Regions from separate parts of the Homo sapiens genome. Here regions 1 and 3 are each linked to region 2. A link is a loop called in an ENCODE intact Hi-C map of the cell type or tissue named here. Cell type or tissue: endothelial cell of umbilical vein. All regions are shown on one strand. Each heading gives the region's core, and the rest is flanking DNA. Links, peaks and the distances in the headings are about the cores only.

Region 1 (5,000 bases), core at 1-5,000, 210 kb before region 2:
CACAGAAAGACAAACACGACATGGTTTCACTTATATTCGGAATGTAAAACAACTCATAGAGGTGGAGAGTAGAATGATGGTACCAGAGTCTGGGGATTGGTGGGAGTTGGGGCGGTGGGGAATGGGGAAATGTTGGTCAAAGGGTACAGTTTCAGCTAGACAGGAGGATTTTTTTTTTTTTAATTTGAGACGGGGGTCTTACTATGTTGCCCAGGCTGGTCTTGAACTCCTTGGTTCAAGCAATCCTCCCACCTTGGCCTCCAAAAGGGCTATGATTACAGGCCTAAGCCACCATACCCGGCCCAGGAATGTTTTTTTTTTAGAACTATAGCATGGTATGGCCAGGTGCGATGGCTCACACCTGTAATCCCAGCACTTTGGGAGACTGAGGTGGGTGGATCATCTGAGGTCGGGAGTTCGAGACCAGCCTGACCAGCATGGAGAAACCCTGTCTCTACTAAAAATACAAAAAATTAGCTGGGGATGGTGACACATGCCTGTAATCCCAGCTACTCGGGAGGCTGAGGCAGGAGAATCACTTGAACCTGGGAGGCAGAGGTTGTGGTGAGCCGAGATCACGCCATTGCACCCCAGCCTGGGCAACAAGAGCAAAACTCTGTCTCCAAAAAAAAAAAACACAAACTACAGCATGGTCACTATAGTTAATGTATATTTCAAAATTGCTGAAAGTAGCTGGGTATGGTGATACACCATAGCCTGTAGTCCCATTTACTCAGGAGGCTGAGGCCCACAGATCACTTGATCCCAGGAGGTCAAGAACAGCCTGGGCAACAAAGCAAGACCCTGTCCCATATTTTTTTTTGAAGCAGAGTCTCACTCTGTTGCCCAGGCTGGAGTGCAGTGGCATGATCTCGGCTCACTGCAACCTCCGCCCTCCAGGTTCAAGCAATCCTCTTGCCTCAGTCCCCCAGTAGGTGGGATTACAGGCACGGTCCACTATGCCCAGCTAATTTTTGTATTTTTAGTAGAGACAGGGTTTCGCCATGTTGGCCAGGCTGGTCTCAAACTACTGACCTCAGGAGGGCTTAGTGGCTCATGCCTGTAACTTTGGGAGGCCAAGGCAGGAGGATCACTGGAGGCCAGGAGTTCAAGACCAGCCTGGACAACATAGCGAGGCCCCATCTCTATAAAAAATTTAAAAGTTAGCCAGGCATCATGATATGTGTCTGTGGTCCTAGCTACTCGGGAGGGTGAGGCAGGAGGATGGCTTGAGCCCAGGAGGTCAAGGCTGCAGTGAACTGTGATCTTGCCACTGCACTCCGTGTGGGTGACAGCACAAGACCTTATTTTCCTTAAAGGAAAAAAAAATGCTAAGAGTGGCTGGGTTGGGTGGCCCATGTCTATAACCCCAGCACTTTGGGAGGCCAAGGTGGGTGGATCACAAGGTCAGGAGTTAGTTCGAGACCAGCCTGGCCAACATGGTGAAACCCATTCTTTACTAAAAGTACAAAAATTAGCTGGGCGTGGTGGCGCGCGCCTGTAGTCCCAGCTACTCAGGAGGCCGAGGCACGAGAATCGCTTGAACCAAGGAGGCGGAGGTTGCAGTGAGCCTGGGCGACAGAGCGAGACTCCGTCTCAAAAAAAAAAAAAAATTAGCTGGGCCTGGTGGTGCGCGCCTGTAATCCCAGCTACTTCAGAGGCTGAGGCAGGAGAATCACTTGAACCTGGGAGGCAGAGGTTCCACTGCGCGGAGATCACGCCATTGCACTCCAGCCTGGGCAATAGAGTGAGACTCCGTCTCAAAAAATAAAAGTCCTTAACCAGTCCATATTTCTGAATATTTTGCTTATTCCTGCCGGCAGTGTAATACTCTGGTGAATATTTGCGTTCGAGATCCTTGCATTCCCGAGATTTCCCCAGCTCAGCCCTCTGCGTGGGTTGAACGGTATGAACCTTTTTAAGGCTTCGCTTGTACTGTACTGTCAAGCTGTTTTTTGGAATATTCGCCCCAGGTTTCTGTTCCAGCCAGCAGCCAGCATCAGCCGTCTGCATCCTTGTCCTCAAACTGCTGTTAATTAAAATCTTTGCCAATCTGGGCCGGGCGCGGTGGCTCACGCCTGTAATGCCAACACTTTGGGAGGCCGAGGCCGGCGGATCGCCTGAGGTCGGGAGTTTGAGACCAGCCTGACCAACATGGAGAAACCCTGTCTCTACTAAAGATACAAAATTAGCCGGGCGTGGTGGCGCATGCCTGTAATCCCAGCTACTTGGGAGGCTGAAGCAGGAGAATCGCTTGAACCTGTGAGGCGGAGGTTGCAGTGAGCCGAGATCACGCCATTGCACTCGAGTCTGGGCGACCAGAGCGAAACTCCGTCTCAAAAAAAAAAAAAAAAAAAAAGAAACCTTTGCCAATCTGGTAGAATTGCGGGGCTTATTTTATGGTGTCATGGAGGATAGCCTAGGGCCAGATATACCTGGGGCCCTGTGCCTGCTCTGCGAACTAGGAGCTCACTCTCCGAGCGGTGTAGAGGGTGAGACTAAGCAGTGACAGTAAAAGCTTTCGACAGTGCTTGACCCTTCCGCGGAGCGTATTAAGCAGGAGCTCCCTGCGCAGGCGCAGAGGAGAGAGTGTCTCCCACCCCACGACCAGCAGGGGGCCTGCGAGGCGGGTGCGGAGCCAGGCCTGATGGTGGCCAATCGCGAGCTGAGGCGACGATGCCACGCCCCTCATACCGGCGTCTTAAATGCGCAAAGAAAGGACGCCGGGGACACCCGGTTGGGCTCTGCTGCTCCCTTCTGGGTTCCGAGGCCCAAGCCCTTGGCAGTGTTTGTGAGTGGAAGGGAGGTCACGCTATCGTCCGCGGCCCCAGCAGCCCTGTGCCCTCGTTGGATCCCGCGACGCGGCTCCTTTAAGAGCCTCGCGGGTCGCCCGCCGCTAGGTCGCTCCCCGGCCATGCGGGCGCTGCGGGCCGGCCTGACCCTGGCGTCGGGCGCGGGGCTGGGTGCGGTCGTCGAGGGCTGGCGGCGGCGGCGGGAGGACGCGCGGGCGGCGCCGGGACTGCTGGGCCGGCTGCCCGTGCTGCCCGTGGCGGCGGCAGCCGAGTTGCCCCCTGTGCCCGGGGGACCCCGCGGCCCGGGCGAGCTGGCCAAGTACGGGCTGCCGGGGCTGGCGCAGCTCAAGAGCCGCGAGTCGTACGTGCTGTGCTACGACCCGCGCACCCGCGGCGCGCTCTGGGTGGTGGAGCAGCTGCGACCCGAGCGTCTCCGCGGCGACGGCGACCGGCGCGAGTGCGACTTCCGCGAGGACGACTCGGTGCACGCGTACCACCGTGCCACCAACGCCGACTACCGCGGCAGTGGCTTCGACCGCGGTCACCTGGCCGCCGCCGCCAACCACCGCTGGAGCCAGAAGGCCATGGACGACACGTTCTACCTGAGCAACGTCGCGCCCCAGGTAGCGCCCGCGCCCCGGGCCGGTCGCGGAATGCGGGGCCGGCGCCTGGCCTCGCGGGGCCTCGGTTTGTTCTTCTGCAGAACGGGGCAGCTGCCCAACGCGCCCCCGGTCAGGCATCGCAGTGACATCCCGTGGCGGGAGGGAGGAGCACTGGGCTCCAGGCACAGGGTCTGCAGGCCGACCAGGGCTTGAGCTTCAACTGCGAACCCTGGGCACCTCCCTGAGCGTCGCTTTCCTCGTCAAAAAAATGGGGATAATACCGTTATTCACCTTCCTCCTGCGGTAGTGATGAGGCGCTGAGGCTCACAGAGGCAAAGTGACGGGCACAGTGTCACACAGCAGAAGAAGGCTGTCTGTTGTAGAACCGCAGCGCCCAACCTATTGGGCACCAGGGTGCGGTTTCGTGGAAGACAGTTTTTCCACGGCTTGGTGGGTGAGGGCGGGTTTCAGGATAATTCAAGTGCGTTACATTTATGTACATTTTATTTCTATTATTATTACATTGTAACATATAGTGAAATATACAACTCACAGTAATGTAGGATCCGTGGGAGCCCTGAGCTTGTTTTCCTGCAACTAGACAGTCCTATCTGGAGGTGATGGGCAACAACGACAGATCAGGCATTAGGTTTTCAAAAGAAGCGCGCAACCTCCTCACATGCGCAGTTCACCATAGGGTTCCAGCTCCTATGACAATCTCCAGCCGCCACTGATCTGACAGGAGGCGGAGCTCAGGCTGCTGTGGGATCAATGGGGGGGTGGCTGTAAATACAGATGAAGCTTCCCTTGCTCGCCTGCTGCTCACCTCCTGCTGTGTGGCCCGGTTCTGGTACCGGTCTGTAGCCCAGGGGTTGGGGACCCCTAGTCTATAAAACCGTGAGCCTCCAGACATTGTCCTACCCTGCCTGCCTTCAGGCAGTTTCGAGGCAGACACCTGGCCCACGATCAGGTTGTTAGTGCCAGGCACTGTGCACTGGGCCAACCACCCTCTCAGCCTGTTCCCAGCAGGTCCTGGCACCAATGGATGGAGACTGCCATGGGGCTCTGGGTGGAGCCCATGGGGCACCAACCTCTGACCCAGCTTCCTTCTGGGAAGACAGCCCCCTATCCACTTTCCATTGTCCCAGGCCTGGAGAGCTCAGGATGGAGGTCGATTCATGGCATTCCCCGCTAGGCTCTTCCTGTGGCTCAGACTGGGAAAAGGAACGGGTTGGTAGTTGGAAGGGCTGGTCTTCCCAGGAGACCCTGGGTGGGGCTGGGGACAGGCCTCAGTCCTCTCTGAAAGGTGGAGACAGGCTCTTCCTTCATTCGACTCTTGGGAGCTGAGAAAAGACTTTGACACCTGGGCTGTGGGAGGGACAGAGGGTGGTGGCTAGCACTCTATCAGCCCTGGGTTTCAGGGAGTGACTTTCATTCCTTGAGCCTCAGTTTCCCCCCGCTTGTCTCACTGGATATCTCTGAGCCTGTCCATCCCCTCAGGACCTGGGGCGGCCCTCTGATAGAGGAGGAAGGGTCCCAGCCACAGTCCTGCTAAGCCCTATCTCTCCTACCAGGTGCCCCACCTCAACCAGAATGCCTGGAACAA
Region 2 (10,206 bases), core at 2,930-7,929:
TGCAAGGAGGGCTGTTTCCCATTTCACAGATGCTGCCACTGAGGCTGAGCAAGGGGCAGGGCCACGCAGGAGTCGGTCAGCCATGAATCATCCCTGGCTGCAGTTGGCTCCAGCTGCGGTGGGGGGTGGCGGGCTGGGCGGCCACCAGGAGCTCAGCAGCCATCAATTATGTAGCAGAGCTTGGGTTTCTCCCTGCAGGGCTGGGAGGGCCCAGCTGCCAGGGGTATGGCCTCAGCTCCTGCCTGGGGCCAGCTGCTCCTGGCCTCCCTCCCCCACCCTGGCTGGCTCTGCCTCCTCTTCCTCGTCACACTCCCCAAAATGAGACCTTCCAGAGCAGAGGCTCAGATTTCCTCGTGGCTCTATTACCTCACCCAGTCCTTTGAGGGGGGTGGCGTTCACCCCATTTCCCAAATGAGGAAACCAAGGCTCGAAGAGGCAAAGTCTCCCTTCTGGACCTGAGAGCCCCTGCCTGGAGAATGCAGATAACAGGATCTAGTTCATTGGCTATTTGGCCAGCACACAGTATGGGGCTGATACATGTTAGCTAGTATTATTATCACCATCATTAATGAAAAGCCTTGGCTAGGTGCAGTGGCTCATGCCTATAATCCCAGCACTTTGGAAGGCCGATGTGGGCAGATGGATTGAGCCCAGGAGTTCAAGACCAGCCTGGGCAACCGTGAGACCTCCTCTCTACAAAAAAAAAAAAAAAAAAAAAAAAGCCCGGCACGGTGGCTTATGCCTATAATCCCAGCACTTTGGGAGGCCAAGGCAGGCGGATCACGAGGTCAGGAGATCGAGACCATCCTGGCTAGCAAGGTGAAACCCCTTCTCTACTAAAAATACAAAAAATTAGCCGGGTGTGGTGGCGGGCACGTGTAGACCCAGTAACTCGGGAGGCTGAGGCAGGAGAATGGCATGAACCTGGGAGGCGGAGCTTGCAATGAGCATCGCCCCACTGCACTCCAGCCTGGGCCACAGAGTGCGACTCAGTCTCAAAAAAAAAAAAAAAAATTAGCTGGGCGTGGTGGCACCCACCTGTAGTCCCAGCTACTCAAGGGGCTGAGGTGGGAGCCCAGGAGGCGGAGGTTGCAATGAGCCAATATCATGTCACTGCACTCCAGCCTGGGTGACAGACCAAGAACCTGCCTTAAAAAAAGAAAGACTTTGGGAGGCCGAGGTGGGCGGATCACGAGGTCAGGAGATCAAGACCATCCTGGCTAACACGGTGAAACCCCATCTCTACTAAAAATACAAAAAATTAGCCAAGCGTGGTGGCAGGCGCCTGTAATCCCAGCTACTCGGGAGGCTGAGCCAGGAGAATGGCATCAACCTGGGAGGTGGAGCTTGCAGTGAGCCGAGATCACGCCACTGCACTCCAGCCTGGGTGACAGAGCGAGACTCCATCTCAAAAAAAAAAAAAGACAGCAAGGAAGCCAGGCATGGTGGCTCACGCCTGTAATCCCAGCACTTTGGGAGGCCAAGGCAGGTGAATCACGTGAGGTCAGGAGTTCGAGACCAGCCTGGCTAACATAGTAAAACCCCATCTCTACTAAAAATACAAGAATTAGCATGACGTGGTGGTGGGCGCCTGTAATCCCACCTACTCGGGAGGCTGAGGCAGGAGAATTGCTTGAACCGGGGAGGCGGAGGCTGCAGTGAGCTGAGACTGCGCCAGCCTGCGTGACAGAGTGACTCCGTCTCAAAAAAAAAAAAAAAAAGGCCAGGCATGGTGGCTCATACCTGTAATATCAGCACTTTGGGAGGCCGAGGCAGGAGGATCACTTGAGCCCAGGAGTTTGAGACCAGCCTGGCCAACGTGGTGAAACCCTGTCTCTACTAAGTACAAAAAAAAAATTAGCCAGGAGTGGTGGCAGGTGCCTATAATCCCAGTTACTCGGGAGGCTGAGGCAGAAGAATCACTTGAACCTGAAAGGTGGAGGTTGCAGTGAGCCGAGATTGTGCCACTGCACTCCAGCCTCGGCGACAGGATGAGACTCTGTCTCAAAAAAAAAAAAGGAAGGAAAGAAGAAAGGAGAGAGGGACTAAGGGAGGAAGGAAGGAAGGCAGGCAGGCAGGCAGGCAGGCAGGCAGGCCTCCCTCACATCCCTCCTCAGCTCTCAGGAGCTACCCTGATGGTACCAAGGGCATCACCCTAAATGTGCACCTCAACACCTCCCCTCCTTACCAAGGTTCAGAGCAGCACTCCCCACCCCGCCCTCCCTTACAGGCCACATCTGCCCAGGTGAGAAGTTCTACCAGGCTTTCCCAAACTAGACGGCATCCATCCCATGTCCACTGCAGTCTGCCTAGCTCCATGATGACGATGCCACCACCTCTCTGGACTTTATAAGTATTACTTCTACCACTACTATTACTGTTACTGCAATTACTACTAATAGTATTAGTACTATCACTCCTCCTGCCCTCTCCCACCCCCACTGGCATCTTGTCCAAATCTGCCTTAGGTTTTCTTGCCTCGGTGCCCTTATCTGGGCTGCTCCTGCCACTTGGACCAACATCATGAGCCCCTCCCTACTTTCTGAGCACAGTTCAGGGGCCCTCCATGCAGGAGACCATCCCAGAATGACCCATACAAAAGGGATCCTGCCCTCTGGATCCTCATCTCAGGGCCAAGGCCTTGTTCCTTGCTGGATCGGGGAGGCTCTTAAAGTTGTTTCTTGTACCTGCAGGGACTGGGAGGTTCCTGAGCCCATCACATGTATTGATCATAAAGAACCCCTCTCCCATCCCTCCTGACTGTCTCCCATCCAGGCCAGCTTGGTCTCAGGCGGAGCCCCTCTGTGGCCTCTCCTGCCAGGTCACATTTCAGGCCTCTCTATCCCCTGGCCTGCCACTCTGCCCCAATCCTGCCAAGAGGAAGGGGTTTGGTGCTGGAGTCCGAGGCTGCTCCCGGGAAAATGGCAGCAGTGGGGTGGGCGTGCAGAGCAGAGAAAGCCTCTATTTATAAAGCTCTCAGCTCCCTCCCTCCCACCCCGAGGCTGGGGCCTGACTGCTGGCTCCCACTCCAGTAACAGTGACCCTGTGGGGCAGCTCCCACCAAGCGGAGCCACACCTAGGCCCTGCCCTGCCTAGGTCCTGAGAGCCCTGGCCAGGTCAGGCAGCAGGGCCCCAGCCCTAGCAGGGAACTGGCAGATCAGGTTCTTCCCAGATGTGGGAGATAGTGTGGTTGCCATACCAACAGCAGAGTGGGTTCCCCCCTCCCAGATGGACTGGGGCCGTCCAATCCGAGGGGCTCTGGGATCCTGGCATCTCCACTAGGGCTGGGGCTGCCCACCAGACTTGGAACACATTAAGCAGTGAATTCTCGCTGGGATGCTAATCCTCAGCGGGACACAGCACCTTCTAGTAAACATGACTACATGGGTTGCTGGCTGGGTGTGGGCTCCTGGGGAGGGGAGTGCCCGGGTTGGGGGTGGGGAGAGAACTGTACTCAACAGAAACAACAACGATGACAACGACAACGACAAAGACAAGACTACAGGACCTGCTCCCAGAACCCTGGGATGGGCCAGCCCCGGGCCTGCGGAATCCCACTGAATCCCATAACCACGGTGTTACACCAGATTTACAGAAGGGGAGGGCGGGGCTCTGAGAGAAGTGACTTGTCCAAGGTCACATGCTGCACAGGTGCAATATTAACCACTTTGACACCAATAATGAGCTTGCCTTTGGTGAGCACACATATGCAGAGTCCCACAGAATCCTCGCATCTGTCCTGGGAGGCAGGAATACTGATCCCATTTTTCAGACTGAGAAACTGAGGCCCAGTGAGATGAAGGCCCCTCCCCCAAGGTCACAGGAGGGCACATTCCCACCCACACCTGACCCTAGGTCTTCCCATGATGTTGAGTTGCCTGTTACTCTCTGCCCCTAAACGGATAGGACTTCTTCCAATCTCAGCATCGTGGGCCTGGACAGCTTCCCAGCCAGACCCCAGCCCTCTCTCCATCCCCCAGGCCCAGGGACCAAGGAAACAGACCTCCCGTGGAGCAGAAAAGAAACAACTCCTGGCTTCCGGCCTGACTATCCAAACGTGTGAAATGGCCATGAGGGACTCATGGCACCAGCCGCCCATTGCACAGGTGCGGAGACTGAGGCTCGGAGAAGGGGTTGTGGTGGACGCATGAGTCCCTGGGCCTGGGACCCAGGTCGCTAAATGCCCCGCCAGGCGCCAGTCACTGCTGGACAAGGGCAGGGAGGTAGCACCCAGCCGGTGCCTCCTCCCCTCCTCAGCCAGGCAGGCGCCAGGGGAGCAGGGTAACCCAACCAGCCCAAAGGGTGGGCACCGGTGCCTCGCCCCAGGCAGCAGGGCCAAGGCCCGGCTCGGGCCGCACGGGCTCTTTCCCTCTTCCGGTCAGCAAGGGCTCAGGGGGGCAGAGGTGTGCCGCGGCGGGGACGAGGGCAGCAGCCCGGGAGGGCTTTCCCGCGTCCCCAGGCGTCTGCCGCAGGGTGCTCCCCGCCCGCCGCACATCCGGGCCCCCGGCGCACGGCGCGACGCCAGGCCTCACCTGCACCGCCCGGGTGAAGAAGATGCCCGCGTCCGACGCCAGCTTCTTCATGTTGAAGTCCATGGCGTGCCCGCACGGCCGCCGCGCACGGCCCGAGCGCAGCCGGCAGCCCCCGGCCCAGCCGCCGCCGCCAACCGCACCCCGCCCACCTGCTGCGGGGCACCAGCCCTCCGCGCACCCGCCTGCCGGCCTGCCCGCCTGCCCGCCCGCCGCAGCCGCCGAGCCAGCCCGAGCGCGCAGGGCGGGGCGCGGAGGCCGCGGGTCGGAGCCAGAGGGGCGGGGGCGGAGCTGGCGGTGCCGGGGCGGGACGGGACGGCAGTGGGGCGGAGCTAGAGGGGCGGGGGCCGGGCTGGTTGGCGGAAGCCGGGCGGAGTCGGAGGGGGCGGGACTGGCGGGACAGGGGCGGAGCGAGAGGGCAGTGGGGCGGAGCTACATGGGTGGGGGCGAGGCCTTGGCGCGGCCAGAGCGGGGGTTGGTCTGGGGAGCAGGTTGTGCTGGGCAGGGCTCGCTGCTGGGCAGTGCTCGCTGCTGCCCCCATGCGCCTGCCGCCGCGGATTGGGCCGGCCTCTTTTTTTCCTTTTACTAAAATTATTAAAACTGGAACACATGTGCTCTTAGATGATTGCAGGTACACGCCATAATTACATATTATTTGCCATCTTACCAATGCTTTTCAAAAGTTTTAATTGATAAATATATATTTACGGCCTACAAGGTGATGAAATTGTGGAATGATGAAATCAAGTTAATTGACATATCCATCACCTCACCTACTTTTTTTGTGGTTAGAACATTTCAAATGTACTCTTTTAGCAATTTTGAAATATGCAATACTTTTTTTTTTTTTTTGTAGACAGAGTCTTGCTCTGTCGCCCAGGCTGGAGTGCAGTGGCGCGATCTCGGCTCACTGCAGCCTCCACCTGCCGGGCTCAAGCGATTCTCCTGCTTCATTCAGCCTCCCGAGTAGCTGGGACTACAGGCGCCCACCAACATGCCCCGCTAATTTTTTGTACTTTAGGAGAGACAAGGTTTTGCCATGTTGCCCAGGGTGGTCTTGAACTCCTGATCTCAGGCAATCTGCCTGCCTCAGTCTCCCAAAGTCACTAAGTGACTGAGTAGTCACCAATATGTGCAACAGATCTCTAAAATGGGCCTCTCTTGCTTTCTCCTCCCACCACCCAGGCCTGCTGCCTCTCCCCTGTTTGTGCCTCTTCATCTCCGCTCTTTATTCACACCCCCTCCCTCCCATTCCCATTTCTTCCACTCTGTTTCCCTTGGGTTTCCTCCCGTTACTCCTCCTCTCTGACCTCTCCTCCTCTCTTCTGCCCTGACCTTGGTGACTGAGCCGGAGTCAGGCTTGGGACTTGCCCTCCACCGCTGGAACAGCTGTTTGTCAGCCTGGGAGGCCCTGTGGCTTCCCCAAATTGGAGGAGGGTTGGGGTGGCGGTCACGGGAAGGGAGGGGGTTCTGGAGCTGGGGCCTGGAGCCCCCTGTGTGGTGAGAGGAGGAGATCAAAGGTTGGGTGACTGTCAGGGTGGAGAGAATGAGCTGCCCTGGGAGCACAGATGTGTGATAACCTTGAAACCAGCTCCTCACAGCCCCAGGCAAGGAGATGACCTACAGGTGCTCCTGACCCCAAATGCCTTCCCTTGGGGCTCAGATAGAGGCTTTGTACTGGTCTTCACCTCTCCTTGCTGTCTACCTCTAGGTTTCCTCTTTTTTTTTTTTTTTCTTTTTGAGATGGAGTCTCGCTCTTTCACCCAGGCTGGAATGCAGTGGCACCATCTCAGCTCACTGCAGCCACCGCCTCCCGGGGTCTAAGCGATTCTCCTGCCTCACCCTCCACAGTAGCTGGGATTACAGGCATGTGCCACCACGCCCGGCTGATTTTTGTATTTTTAGTAGAGACGGGGTTTCACCATGTTGGTCAGGCTGGTCTTGAACTCCTGACCTCGTGATCCACCTGCCTCCGCCTCCCAAAGTGCTGGGATTACAGGTGTGAGCCACCACGCCCGGCCTAGGTTTCACCTTTGAACCCAGTGGAGAGCTCTGTTCCCAAGCTGTACCCTCTTCTATCTGGCTTTGTTCATCTTTCTATACTTACCCCAGTTTCTGTCACCTATCCCAGCATGGCTCTGCAGGGTGAGCCTCAAGTCACCTGGGGGCTTGTTCAAAATCCAGACCCTGTTCCCTCTCCCAGCCCTGGTTCTGGGTCAACAAGTCAATGGCTCTAACATTAAATCACCTGGGAGCTTTCAAAACTCCACCTACCTGGGCCATCCTGTCATGTACTTGGGCCAGTATGTACATGTTGCCTTCATCAACTTTCATGTCATTCACACATCTGCAATCCCTCAACTCTGATTCTCTGTGTTTCTGTTTTTGTGTTCACTATGTGTTTGTTTCTATTTGTCTGTATTGATCATGGACTTATTTACTATCATCTGTTTATAGCTGACTATATCATTCATTTAGCCAGTGTTAACTTTAAAAAAATCTAGTCAGGCATGGTGGCTCATACATGTAATCCCAGGAGGCCAAGGCGGGCGAATCACCTGAGATCAGGAGTTCAAGACCAGCTGACCAAGATAGAGAAACTCTGTCTCTACTAAAAATACAAAATTAGCCAGGCGTGCTGGCGCATGCCTATAATCCCAGCTACTTGGGAGGCTGAGGCAGGAGAATCGCTTGAACCCGGGAGGCAGAGGTTGCGGTCAGCTGAGATAGCGCCATTGCACTCCAGCCTGGGCAACAAGAGAGAAACTCCATCTCAAAAAAAAAAAAAAAAAAAAAAAAAAGAAATCAAGATGTAGGCCAGGTGCGGTGGCAAACGCCTGTAATCCCAGCACTCTGGGAGGCCGAGGCAGGCGGATCACCTGAGGTCAGGAGTTCGAGACCAGCCTGGACAACATGGTGAAACCCCATCTCTACTAAAAATACCAAAAATTAGCTGGGCGTGGTGGTGTAGGCCTGTAGTTCCAGCTACTAGGGAGGATGAGGCAGGAGAATAGCTTGGACCGAGGAGGCAGAGGTTGCAGTGAGACGAGGTCACGCCATTGCACTCCAGCCTGGGCAACAGGAACGAAACTCCGGCCAGGCATGGTGGCCCACACGTGTAATCCCAGCACTTTGGGAGGCCAAAGCGGGTGGATCACGAGGTCAGGAGTTCAAGACCAGCCTGGCCAAGATGGTGAAACTCCTTCTCTACTGAAAATCCAAAAATTAGCCAGGCGAGGTGGTGTGCATCTGTAGTCCCAGCTACAAGGGAGGCTGAGGCAGGAGAATAGCTTGAATCCAGAAGGCAGAGGTTGCAGTGAGCCGAGATCATGCCACTGCACTCCAGCCTAGGCTACAGAGCGAGACTCCTCCTCAAAAAAAAGGAAAAAAAAAAGTGAAACTCGATCTCAAAAAAAAAAAAATCAAGATGTATACATTTAAAGAAGGAAAGAAGATTTTATTTCTTATAAAAGGGTACAGACTGCAAGGTGACCATCCCACAAATTGGGAAGCATGCCTGTGACAGAGGCAGGAGGCAGAGAAATACTAGGCAGACAGGGGCGGGTCCCTGGCAAAACCCTACCTTCCAGCTGAAAAGCCTGAATCCTGTGGCCCAAAGTGAGAATTTCTATCCATCCGTTTGCCTGCTCTCTCCTGATTGGTTCTTTCTGAATCGTGCCTTTTTACCAATCAGATGTTGCCTTTTCCAAAACTACCTACAGCCCACCCCACCTCCCATCCTGTACCTATAAAGACCCACCCCCCCCAGACCCCAGACTCAGTTGGTAGGGAGAGAGAAGTGGCTTGACTAGAGAGAGGCGACTTTACTTCAGAGTGAAGAAGCTAGACTTCAGAGGAGAAATGGCTTAACTTCAGGGAGATGGCTTGACTACAGGGAAGAGCCATCCAGAGAGGCCAGGCTTCAGGGGAAGATTACCTGCCCGTCCCATCTCCTCTCCAGTTCACCTCTCTGCTGAGAGTCATTTCTACTGCTTAATAAAATTCTCGCCTGGCGCGGTGGCTCACACCTGTAATCCCAGCACTTTGGGAGGCCGAGGCGGGCAGATCATGAGGTCAGGAGATGGAGACCATCCTGGCTAACACAATGAAACCCCGTCTCAACTAAAGATACAAAAAATTAGCTGGGCGTGGTTGTGGTGGGTGCCTGTATTCCCAGCTACTTGGGAAGCTGAGGCAGGAGAATCACTTGAACCTGGGAGGCAGAGGTTGCAGTGAGCCAAGATCAGGCCACTGCACTCCAGCCTGGGCGACAGAGCAAGACTCTGTCTCAAAATAAATAAATAAATAAAAATAAAATAAAATAAAATAAAATTCTCCTCCTTTGCTATCCTTCAAGTGTCCAGGTGACCTCATTCTTCTTGGACACTAGACGAGAGCTCAGGACCCACCAAGTGCGGGTACCCGAAAAAGGTCGTCATACTGGCCCTCTGCCCTCACTGGCAGAGAGCAGCCACCCCACGTGGCAAAGCAAGGAGCCTACCGAGCTGATAACACACTGCTGTCCATGGACAGCAGAGCTAAGAGAGCACTGTAACATGTCCTCTGGGGCTTCAGGGTTTGCAGGCACCCCGACCTGGGCACCGCCATGGGGCCTGCATGGAGCCTCCTTCTGCCCACGCCCAGAGCAGCCAGCGGGATCCTGCACTTGCTCGCCCACATGCTCCCTCCCACAAGGGTTGAGCATGGCGGGCTGGCCTAGACAGGGCACCCCCATCGCAAGTCCAACAAAGAAGTCAAGAAAAATCCTGCATCGCCTCCAGGAAGGAGGAGAACTTGTGGTAGGAGCTTTATGCTGAATAGGTTGACTAAACATACATATTCAACAGGTTGCAGGAGGTGCTATGAATATTCATCAAGGTGGTCCCATGTTCACTTTGTGGTGAATTAATATTTAGATGTATTACAATTAGGCCCTATATGTCAAGAGGATTGTTTAGGGACATGAAGGCACACAACGGCCAATCTCTGCAAAATGGCCAGAACTGGTCCATGGCCAGTGGTCTAATTCTTTTTTTTTTTTTTTTTTTTTAAGACAGGGTCTCGCTCTGCCACCCAGCTGGAGTGCAGTGTTACAATCACGGCTCACTGCAGCCTCAACCTCCTGGGCTCAAGCGATTGATCATCCCGCCTCAGCCTCCCAAGGAACTGGGACCGCAAGTTATAGAGACGGCGTTTTGCTGTGTATTGACCAGCCTGATCTCCAACTCCTGGATTCCAGTGATCTTCCTGCCTCAGACTCCCAAAGTGTTGGGGTTATAACCATTAGCTACCGCACCCAGCTGTTGGTCTTATCAGAAGAGTAACTGAAATTAGTCTTTTGTCCAATGAAAGCTATAGTTAGGCTAGTAGAACAGGAGTTCAGTTAGTCAGCGTCCGGGAGCTGAAGGAGCTGCAGTTGTTTGAGTGTTGCTTATCTTGAGGCCAATGCTTGTTTGTATTTATTTATTTATTTATTTATTTATTTATTTAATACATCCTTCATTGGAAGCCAGTGCTTATTTGGCTGCTAGAGAAAAACAAAACAAAACACCTTTTGCCAGTTAGAGGACAGTTATTTTATTTTATTATATTTATTTTTTTGAGATGAAGTCTCACTCTGTCACCAGGCTGGAGTGCAGTGGCACGATCTCGGCTCACTGCAACCTCCGCCTCCCGG
Region 3 (9,442 bases), core at 1-5,000, 300 kb before region 2:
GCTTTTGTTTTTGCACAGAAATCATACACACAAAACTTCACACTTCCTAACCAAAAAAAAAATATATATATATAATATATATATATCTCACTAACATTAAGGAAAAGCGTCGGTTGTGCAAAAGTCCCCCATGTCTCTTCACTCCGTGGGAGGCTCCCTCGGAAGGGGCCCGCCCGCTGGGCTGCTTGAGCATGCTTCCTCCCCGCCTGTGGTCCAGAGCGGTGGCGGCCATGGGGACGGAGGCCTCTATCTAGACGTGTCCATGTTCTCCTCTTTAAAGTTACTGCAGTGCTCAATCACCTTGCTGGAGACAATGGGGGAGACAGGATTGGAGGGTGGGCTTGGGTGGGGGTGAGCCCAGCCCCTCCGAGATCATTAGGCAGCTGGGTAAACACGTGTTCATAGTGATGGTGATGCTGACCGAATGATGTGGACAGAGGGGCTGGCAGAGTGGCTGGCATGTGCAGGGGACTCAGGGAATGGCACCTGTGGCCGTGAATGCCATCACCAGCCATCCTCCGCTTCCTTCCTTTCCATGCCCCTCTTCTCCCACCCCCAGTCCCAGGGCATCTGTGGATAGGGGGTCCCCAAATCAGCTCAGGCCCGACCTCCAAAACCCTTTGGAAGTTTCTTTAGCGACCTCTTCTTCATTTTCCCTGCACACTAGACCCTTCTCTTTCCAGAAGTCCACCAGTGGTCCCCAAACTGACTGCACATCAGATTCCCCTAGAGGCCCGGATCCAGTGGCAGGTCCAGGGTCGGGCAGGGGCAGCTGTGCTCGCACAAGGGCCCCCACTACCCTGTGGCAGCCAGGGCTCAGCACTCCAGCTCAGATTTCGAGTCTCGCCCGCCCCAGCCTGACCCCTGCCACCCATCACTGTTGGTTGTCACCTTGGACCCCGGACAGCTTGCCCATTCAACACCAAGCCTGTGGTTTGGGGGCTTCACTGCAGCCTCTGTGTGTTAAAGGGATGCCCCAATACCTTTTAGGAAACAAATACCCAGAGTGGGAGAGAGGTCAGTGGACAGGCCGAGGGCCTTCTCCTAAGCATTGTCCAGGGTCATTTACTCCTTGCTGTCAGACAGGCCAGTGCCTCAGATTCCCATCACAGGCCTTGGAGAAATGTTCAAAGTGACTGTGGTAGGTAACTGGTCAGTCTTACCCAGTGCTTCTCAAATTTCCCGGGAATCCTTGTTAACCATGAAAATTCCAGGGCCACCTCCCACCTCCCGGATGTACTGGAAAAGAAAACCTAGGGGTGGGCCCCGTCCATTTATTTTTAAATTTTATTTTTTTGAGACAGAGTCTCGCTCTGTTGACCAGGCTGGAGTGCAGTGGCACCATCTCGGCTCACTGCAACCTCTGCCTCCTGGATTCAAGTGATTCTCCTGCCTCAGCCTCCCAAGTGGCTGGGATTACAGGCACGTACCACCACGCCGAGCTAATTTTTGTATTTTTAGTAGAGACGGGGTTTTACCATGTTAGCCAGGTCTCGAACTCCTGACCTCAAGTGATGCACCCACCTCAGCCTCCCAAAGTGCTAGGATTACAGGTGTGAGCCACTTCGCCTGGCCAGTAGCGCCTTTGGCCAGATATAATAGCAGAACCAGCTGACACTTCCCTCCCCTGGCCCAGGAAGTGGCTGGCTGAGGAGCCTCTGAGTTTCAGGCCCCTCCTCCATGTGAACTTTTGCTCTATACAGAGCCATGAAAAAGTGTGCTCGGGTCAGCTTGACTGTTCTCCCTTCTAGAATGAATCCTGGAGAAAACAAGGTCGTTCGACGATTTCGACACGTCGCATCCCTGAGAGTCTCTCGTGTCCTGATCAACTCGAGAACTGGAGGCGGTGACATTTTAGATGCTGCAGTGAAAGCCACAGAGCCACGGAAGGCCGAGACTCCACCATGTTTGTGATCTTCACATTCAGCAAACTCACTCGCACTCTGCCTCATCTTATCTCTAGAATGTATTTTACCACACTGTGTCCCTTCTTTAGTGGGAATGTCTTTGGCCAAAAATAATGAATAGTTCTGACCTGACTTGCTAATACCCAGTGATAAAAGGATGGAATTTGTTGGGAATAAAAGAAAACTAAGCTTACAAACGAGGGCCCTGATGCTCCGTTCCGAGCTTGGTCATCTAATTTCCAGCCACAATGTGGTCGAGATGACATTTGGAGAGGCCCCAGGTGGACATCAATACACTGTCAACCTCCATACTCAACTCTAAGCTGTCCCTGGGAATTTCAGCCATTCCTAACCTCCAGAGGGCGCCCGCTATGCCCTTACTCCCCTAAACCAAGGTTCCAGGCAGAAACACACTGCTGGTCTCTTACCGGGCCATTTCCTTGGTCTCCTGCCGTGCGGTCGCCATCTTAATTATGTCCCTCAGAAGGGGCATCCCCCCTTCTTTGATCAGCAGAGGGCAGTACTTGTCCGCTGTGGGATAGGAGCAGACAGCAGAGGATCAGGATGGGTCTTCTTATCAGCCCGAGGCCCAGAAACCCACCCTGTCTGTGAGGACTATCCTGGTGTCGGGGGTGTGAAGGCACAGCCCTTGGTGGGGGCAGTGCTAGAAATGGGGGCAAGACGTGGGCCCAGCCCCATGGGTGGGAGTTCTGCGTCCATGTAGGGGAGGCAAGAGGTGACTCCTTGGTTTGAAGTTGCTGCATTTATTTCCAGAGCTCATTCTTTTTTTTAAAAAAAAATTATATATATATATATATAAAATATATAATCTTAAAATATATATATATATGGCCGGGCACGGTGGCTCACGCCTGTAATCCCAGCACTTTGGGAGGCCGAGACGGGCGGATCACGAGGTCAGGAGATCGAGACCATCCTGGCTAACACGGTGAAACCCCGTCTCTACTAAAAATACAAAAATTAGCCAGGCATGGTGGCGGGCGCCTGTAGTCCCAGCTACACGGGAGGCTGAGGCAGGAGAATGGCGTGAACCCGGGAGGCGGAGCTTGCAGTGAGTCGAGATCGCGCCACTGCACTCCAGCCTGGGCGACAGAGCAAAACTCCGTCTCAAAAAAAAAAAAAAAAAATATATATATATATATATAAAATCTTAAAAAAAATATATATATATATATAATAGATATAATTTTTTTTTTGAGACAGAGTCTCACTCTGTCACCCAGGCTGGAGTGCAGTGGCACGATCTGAGCTCACTGCAACCTCTGCCTCCTGGGTTCAAACGATTATTTTGTCTCAGCCTCCCTAGTAGCTGGGACTACAGGCACGTGCCATCAAGCCCAGCTAATTTTTGTATTTTTAGTAGAGACGGGGTTTCACTATGTTGGCCAGGGTGGTCTCAAACTCTTGGCCTCAAATGATCTGCCCGTCTCAGCCTCCCAATGTGCTAGGATTACAGGCATGAGCCACTGCACCCGGACTAATTTTTTTTTTTTTAAGTAGAGACAGGGTTGCGCTGTGTTGCCTGTGCTGGTCTCAACCTCTTGGGCTCAAACAATCCTCCCACCTCAGCCTCCCTAAGTGCTGGGATTACAGGTGTGAGCCACTATGCCTGGCCTCCAGCGCTCATTCTATGGAAGATGTCACCCAAACCAGTGAAACCAGTGGCTCCTAAAGATGGTGATCCTTTGAGGAATTTCTGTAAAAATATAGATTTCTAAGCCCTGTCTCTGGATATTCTTTTTCAACAAATCCAAGGACTAAGATTTATCTGTATTTTTACCAGGTGATTCTGGTGACCTGCCAGGTTGGAACCAGCTGATGGTATGTGTTTTTTTTTTTTTTCATGCAGACAGCATGGAGACTTTTATTTTACTTCTGGAGATGGGGGTCTCACTATGTTGCTCAGGCCGGAGTGCAATGGCTATTCACAGGCATGATCATAGGTCATTGCAGCTGGAAACTCCAGACCTCAGGCAATTCTCCTGTCTCGGCCTCCTGAATAGCTGGTGTGCACCACTGAGCCCAGCAGGCATGGAGATTTTGGACTGTTCCTGCACATGGAAGCGGGAAGCATTAAGAAAGCTGTCTAGGAACTCTGCACAGGTATTTCGCCTGCCAGGCCTGCTTCTGGTGATGAGGCAGGAGTGAGCCCTTAAGCTGGGTGTCCCACAAACGCTGGAAAGTGGAGGGTTCTGCTCTGAGGCACAAAAGCTGACAGCAGCAATTAATGCCCCCCTCCTGGACTACAAACTCCCTGAGGGCACATCTGCTTTCAGCTGGATGAGTGTCTGAACCCAGGACAAGTTGGCACTCACGGTAGACAGACACGAGGTTATACAGGGCCCAGGTTGCCCAGTGCTGGCTGACAGGAGAGATTCCCTGGGGAAGGAGGCGGAGAATTGGTTCAAATGACCTGCAGGAAAAGAAATCAAGGTCACTGTGGATGCTGAGGGTGGGGAGTGTGTCTTTTCTTGTCTGAGGTTTCCTCCCACTGGAGAATCCTAGTGACCAACCATGATAGGCTGGCAGGATGCCAGGGAGAAGGGACAGCTGGCCCTGCATCCCACTGGCAGGCTGCACAACAAGGTTCCCTTGGAGAGGATAAAGGCACAAGCACATGAGGGAGGCACAAGGGACCCAGATTAGGAGGAGCAGAAAGCTGGAGACCTCAGCAAGGAGCAGAGACCCAGCCTGTGGGGAAGAGGGGAGAGGCACCCTGGGAACAGAAGCACGTGTGACCTGGTTTTTTTTTTTTTTTTTTTTTTTTTTTTTTTTGTGAGACGGAGTTTCGCTCTGTTGCCCAGGCTGGGGTGCACTGGTGCAATCTCCACTCACTGCAACCTCTGCCTCCTGGGTTCAAGCGATTCTCCTGCCTCAGCCTCCTGAGTAACTGAGACTACAGGGGTGTGCCACCACACCCAGCTAATTTTTGCATTTTTTTTTCTTTTGAGACAGAGTCTTGCTCTGTCGCTCAGGCTGGAGTGCAGTGGCATGATCTCGGCTCACTGCAAGCTCCGCCTCCCTGGTTCACGCCATTCTCCTGCCTCAGCCTCCCGAGTAGCTGGGACTACAGGCGCCTACCACCAAACCCGGCTAATTTTTTTGTATTTTTTAGTAGAGACGGGGTTTCACCGTGTTAGCCAGGATGGTCTCGATCTCCTGACCTCGTGATCCACCCACCTCAGCCTCCCAGAGTGCTGGGATTATAGGCGTGAGCCACCGCGCCCGGCCTAAATTTTGTATTTTTGGTAGAGACAGGGTTTCACTATGTTGGCCAGGTTGGTTTCGAACTCCTGACCTCAAGTGATCCACCTGCCTTGGCCTCCCAAAGTGCTGGGATTATAGGCGTGAACCACCATGTCCAGCCCTTTTTTCTTTGTTTTTTTTTTTTTTGAGACGGAGTCTCACTCTGTCGCCCAGGCTGGAGTTCAGTGGTGCAATCTCGGCTCACTGCAACCTCTGCCTCCTGGGTTCACATGATTCTCCTGCCTCAGCCTCCCGAGTAGCTGGGACTACAGGTGCATGCCACCATGCCCAGCTAATTTTTGGTTAGAGCATCATTTTGCTGTTGGCCAGGCTGGTCTTGAACTCCTGACCACCCGCCTTGGCCTCCCAAAGTGCTAGGATTACAGGCGTGAGCCACCATGCCTGGCCTTTTTTTTTTTTTTTTTGGAGAAAGGGTCTCGCTCTGCTGCCCAGGCTGGAGTGCAGTGGCATGATCACAGCTCACTGCAGCCTTGACCTTCCAGGCCATGCAAGTGTTCCTCCCACCTCAGCCTCCTGAGGAGCTGGGACTATAGGTGTGAGCCACCATGCCTGGCTAATTAAAAAAAAATTTTTTTTGGCCAGGTGCAATGGCTCACACCTGTAATCCTAGCACTTTGGGAGGCTGAGGGGGGTGGATTGCCTGAGCTCAGGAGTTTGAGACCAACCTGGGCAACACAGTGAAACCCCGTCTCCACTAAAGTACAAAAAATTAGTTGAGCATGGTAACGTGCACCTGTAATCCCAGCTACTCGGGAGGCTGAGACAGGAGAATCGCTTGAACCTGGGAGACGGGGGTTGCAGTGAGCCAAGATCACACCATTGCACTCCAGCCTGGGTGACAGTGCGAGACTCCGTCTCAAAAAAAAAATTTTTTTTTTTGTAGAGGTGAGGGCTCACTATATTGCCCAGGCTGGTTTCAAACTCCTGAGCTCAAGTGATCTTCCTGCCTTGGCCTCCCAAAGTGGCTGGGATTCTAGGTGTGAGCCACCGCATCCGGCCTGTGACTGCTCTTCTGACGAGGGCCTTCTGTGGGCCAGCCTGGAGTCATGGTCCAAAAGCCTGAAACACGTGTGTGCAAAACTCCTGGGCCAGCGATTCCGCTTCCTTTCTCCCCAAGAACTATAGTACTTGGCACACTGGCAACGCTACCAATGTCAGCCTGTTCCTCCCAGTATGGGTTTTCAACTGAAATGTCCATCTGTACAGGATGGCACAAAGAAAGTGACTCCGTCCTAAAATGACGAGGGAGATCCATGCCTGGTGATTGGCCAGTCAGTCACAAAACAGTAGGAATTGATGCCAGCTTGACTTAAAGTAATGAAATCTGTGCATAGAAACACTGCTGGAAGGAGACACACCAAAATGTCAACAGGAGTTCTCTTTCAGGGAGTGAGATTATGAACGATTCTTGTTTTCTTCTTCTTCTTTTTTTTTTGAGATGGAGTATCACTCTGTTGCCCAGGCTGGAGTGCAGTGGCGAGTTCTTGGCTCACTGCAACCTCTGCCTTCCAGGTTCAAGTGATTCTCCTGCCTCAGCCTCCCAAGTAGCTGGGATTACAGGTGCCCACCACCATGCCTGGCTAATTTTTGTATTTTTAGCAGAGATGGGGTTTCACTGTGTTGGCCAGGCTGGTTTCGAACTCCTGACCTCAGGTGATCCGCCTGCCTCAGCCTCCCAAAGTGCTGGGATTACAGGTGTGAGCCACTGTGCCCGGCCCTGTTTTGTTTTCTTGTTTTTTTTATTCATTTTTATTTTTATTTTTATTTATTTATTTTTGAGACGGAGTCTCGCTCTGTCGCCCAGGCTGGAGTGCAGTGGCGCGATCTTGGCTAACTGCAAGCTCCGCCTCCCAGGTTCACGCCATTCTCCTGCCTCAGCCTCCCGAGTAGCTGGGACTACAGGCGCATGCCACCACGCCCGGCTAATTTTTTGTATTTTTAGTAGAGGTGGGGTTTCACTGCGTTAGCCAAGATGGTCTCGATTTCCTGACCTCATGATCTGCCCGCCTCTGCCTCCCAAAGTGCTGGGATTACAGGTGTGAGCCACTGTGCCCGGCCCTGTTTTGTTTTCTTGTTTTTTTAATTTATTTTTATTTTTATTTTTATTTATTTATTTTTGAGACGGAGTCTCGCTCTGTCGCCCAGGCTGGAGTGCAGTGGCGCGATCTCGGCTAACTGCAAGCTCCGCCTCCCAGGTTCACACCATTCTCCTGCCTCAGCCTCCCGAGTAGCTGGGACTACAGGCGCATGCCACCACGCCCGGCTAATTTTTTGTATTTTTAGTAGAGGTGGGGTTTCACTGCGTTAGCCAAGATGGTCTCGATTTCCTGACCTCATGATCCGCCCGCCTCTGCCTCCCAAAGTGCTGGGATTACGGGTGTGAGCCACCGCGCCTGACCTTCTTCTTTTTTTTAAAGAAATGGTCTCATTCTGTCCCCTAGGCTGGAGTGCAGTAGCATGATGTTGGCTCACTACAGCCTCGACCTCCTGGGCTCAAGTGACCCTCCTGCCTCAGCCTCCCCAGTAGGTGGGACTACAGGTGTGCACCATCACACCCAGCTCATTTTTTTTTTTTTTTTTTTTTGAGATGGAGTCTTGGTCTGTTGCCCAGGCTGGAATGCAGTGGCGCCATCTCGGTTCACTGCAACCTCTGCCTCCTGGGTTCAAGCGATTCTCCTGCCTCAGCCTCCTGAGTAGCTGGGATTACAGGTATGTGCCACCACGCCAGGTTAATTTTTGTATTTTTAGTAGGGACGGGGTTTCACCATGTTGGGCAGGCTGGTCTTGAACTCCTGACCTCGTGATCTGCCCGCCTCAGCCTCCTAAAGTGCTATGATTACAGGCGTGAACCACTGCACCTGGCCTGATTTTTAAAATTTTTCGTAAAGAGGAAGTCTCACTATGTTGCCCAAGCTGGTCTTGAAATCTTGGGCTCAGCTGGACGCAGTGGCTCATGCCTGTAATCCCAGCACTTTGGGAGGCCGACGTGGGCGGATCACGAGGTCAGGAGATCGAAACTATCCTGGCTAACACGGTGAAAACTCGTCTCTACTAAAAATACAAAAAAATTAACCGGGCGTGGTGGCGGGTGCCTGTAATCCCAGCTACTCTGAGGCTGAGGCAGGAAAATGGCGTGAACCCAGGAGGCAGAGCTTGCAGTCAGCTGAGATTGCACCACTGCACTCCAGCCTGGGCGACAGAGCAAGACTCTGTCTCAAAAAAAAAAAAAAAAGAAAAGAAAGGAAATCTTGGGCTCAAGTGATCCTCCTGTCTCAGCTTCCCAAAGTGCTGGGATTATGGGCAAGAGCTACTGTGCCCGGCCCACCTGTATGGTTTTCTGTTGTGTGTCTATTTTCTCCCCACCCCTCCCCACAAATCAGTAGGTATTAGTGGTTTGCAAAGAGCAGGCTTTGGGTACATGCAGATGTTGGCATGTATGACAAATGCTCCAGGCTGCACGGATGAGATCGTGCCCTTATGTATGCTCTGTGCTGTGTGCGGCTACGTATCAATGAGTGAAAGCAGAACCCTACAGAAGACCAGAAGGAAGGTGGGAGCTCTGAGCAGACCTTAATGGTATGAGCATCCTGCCCAGCACTTACCCCATATTCCACACCGCATCCCCGCTCCCTGCCCTGCCCACACCTGTAATTGATGTTTCTCCGAGAGTTTATGTCCCAGCTCTGGATGGCAGCCCACATGCGTTCCTCCACCTCCTCACGCTGGGGCTCACAGACGCCCCAGGCCTCGGGTCCATCAAACATGATGTGGGAGAGGACGCCGCAGGCATTGTAGGAAACCTCGATCCCATCGGCCTTGCTCTCCAACAGGTTGCTGCCAGGAGAAAGACAGAAAAATGGAGTCCCACTCCCCCAGTTTCTCTTCAGATACCAGCGGCAGGACCCCAACTTAAAACCAGAAGCAAGAGGTGCTACTTATTTCTTTATCCCATATCGTCTATATACCCAGACTACTTCTAAAGGGATTTGAGGTCATTTAAGATATAATTACAGGCTGGGCGCAGTGGCTCACGCCTGTAATCCCAGCACTTTGGGAGGTCAAGGCAGGTGGATCACGAGGTCCGGAGATCGAGACCATCCTGGCTAACATGGTGAAACCCCATCTCTACTAAAAATACAAAAAAATTAGCTGGGCGTGGTGGCAGGCGCCTGTAGTCTCAGCTACTCGGGAGGCTGAGGCAGGAGAATGGCGTGAACCCGGGAGGCAGAGCTTGCAGTGAGCCTAGA

What was found. Hi-C counts contacts between places; a loop is a spot of excess contacts. Peaks named below come from ENCODE experiments on the same cell type or tissue, not always from the same donor. Only the 100,000 strongest peaks of a DNase experiment are listed, where the experiment ranks them.
Region 1: it touches region 2 in a loop (9-fold over the local background); 4 of 110 quality-filtered maps call a loop at or near these places.
Region 3: it touches region 2 in a loop (2.8-fold over the local background); 2 of 110 quality-filtered maps call a loop at or near these places.

What each region holds. Positions count from the first base shown.
Region 1 is chr9:128,815,771-128,820,770 of GRCh38, forward strand. ENDOG (endonuclease G) reads left to right here and starts at 2,730. Exons shown (of 3, transcript NM_004435.2): 1 at 2,730-3,415; 2 at 4,969-5,000. The coding sequence starts at 2,915. It overlaps KYAT1-SPOUT1 (KYAT1-SPOUT1 readthrough), which reads right to left. Exons shown (of 25, transcript NR_182311.1): 25 at 3,881-5,000. It overlaps SPOUT1 (SPOUT domain containing methyltransferase 1), which reads right to left. Exons shown (of 12, transcript NM_016390.4): 12 at 3,881-5,000. RefSeq lists a silencer at 2,964-3,023 and enhancers at 3,128-3,693, 3,644-3,733. In endothelial cell of umbilical vein, for the core only: a CTCF peak has its summit at 2,626 (motif pointing right); a DNase peak (open chromatin) is centred at 2,621; H3K4me3 peaks cover 1,340 bases.
Region 2 is chr9:129,023,560-129,033,765 of GRCh38, forward strand. It overlaps SH3GLB2 (SH3 domain containing GRB2 like, endophilin B2), which reads right to left and starts at 4,772. Exons shown (of 11, transcript NM_020145.4): 1 at 4,533-4,772. The coding sequence starts at 4,595. RefSeq lists enhancers at 2,633-3,196, 3,197-3,760, 3,761-4,324, 5,009-5,748, 5,749-6,488 and 1 more and silencers at 3,041-3,272, 4,155-4,664, 4,705-5,134. In endothelial cell of umbilical vein, for the core only: a CTCF peak has its summit at 5,085; a DNase peak (open chromatin) is centred at 4,962; H3K4me3 peaks cover 1,022 bases.
Region 3 is chr9:128,731,091-128,740,532 of GRCh38, forward strand. ZER1 (zyg-11 related cell cycle regulator) reads right to left here. Exons shown (of 16, transcript NM_006336.4): 13 at 8,841-9,029; 14 at 4,244-4,341; 15 at 2,336-2,438; 16 at 1-304. The coding sequence ends at 247. It overlaps ZDHHC12-DT (ZDHHC12 divergent transcript), which reads left to right. Exons shown (of 2, transcript NR_046240.1): 2 at 1,752-2,153. Among named protein-coding and RNA genes, the nearest start is that of ZDHHC12-DT, 11 kb to the left of the region's middle. RefSeq lists enhancers at 1,103-1,603, 1,604-2,104. In endothelial cell of umbilical vein, for the core only: CTCF peaks have their summits at 2,297 (motif pointing right) and 2,499; a DNase peak (open chromatin) is centred at 2,341.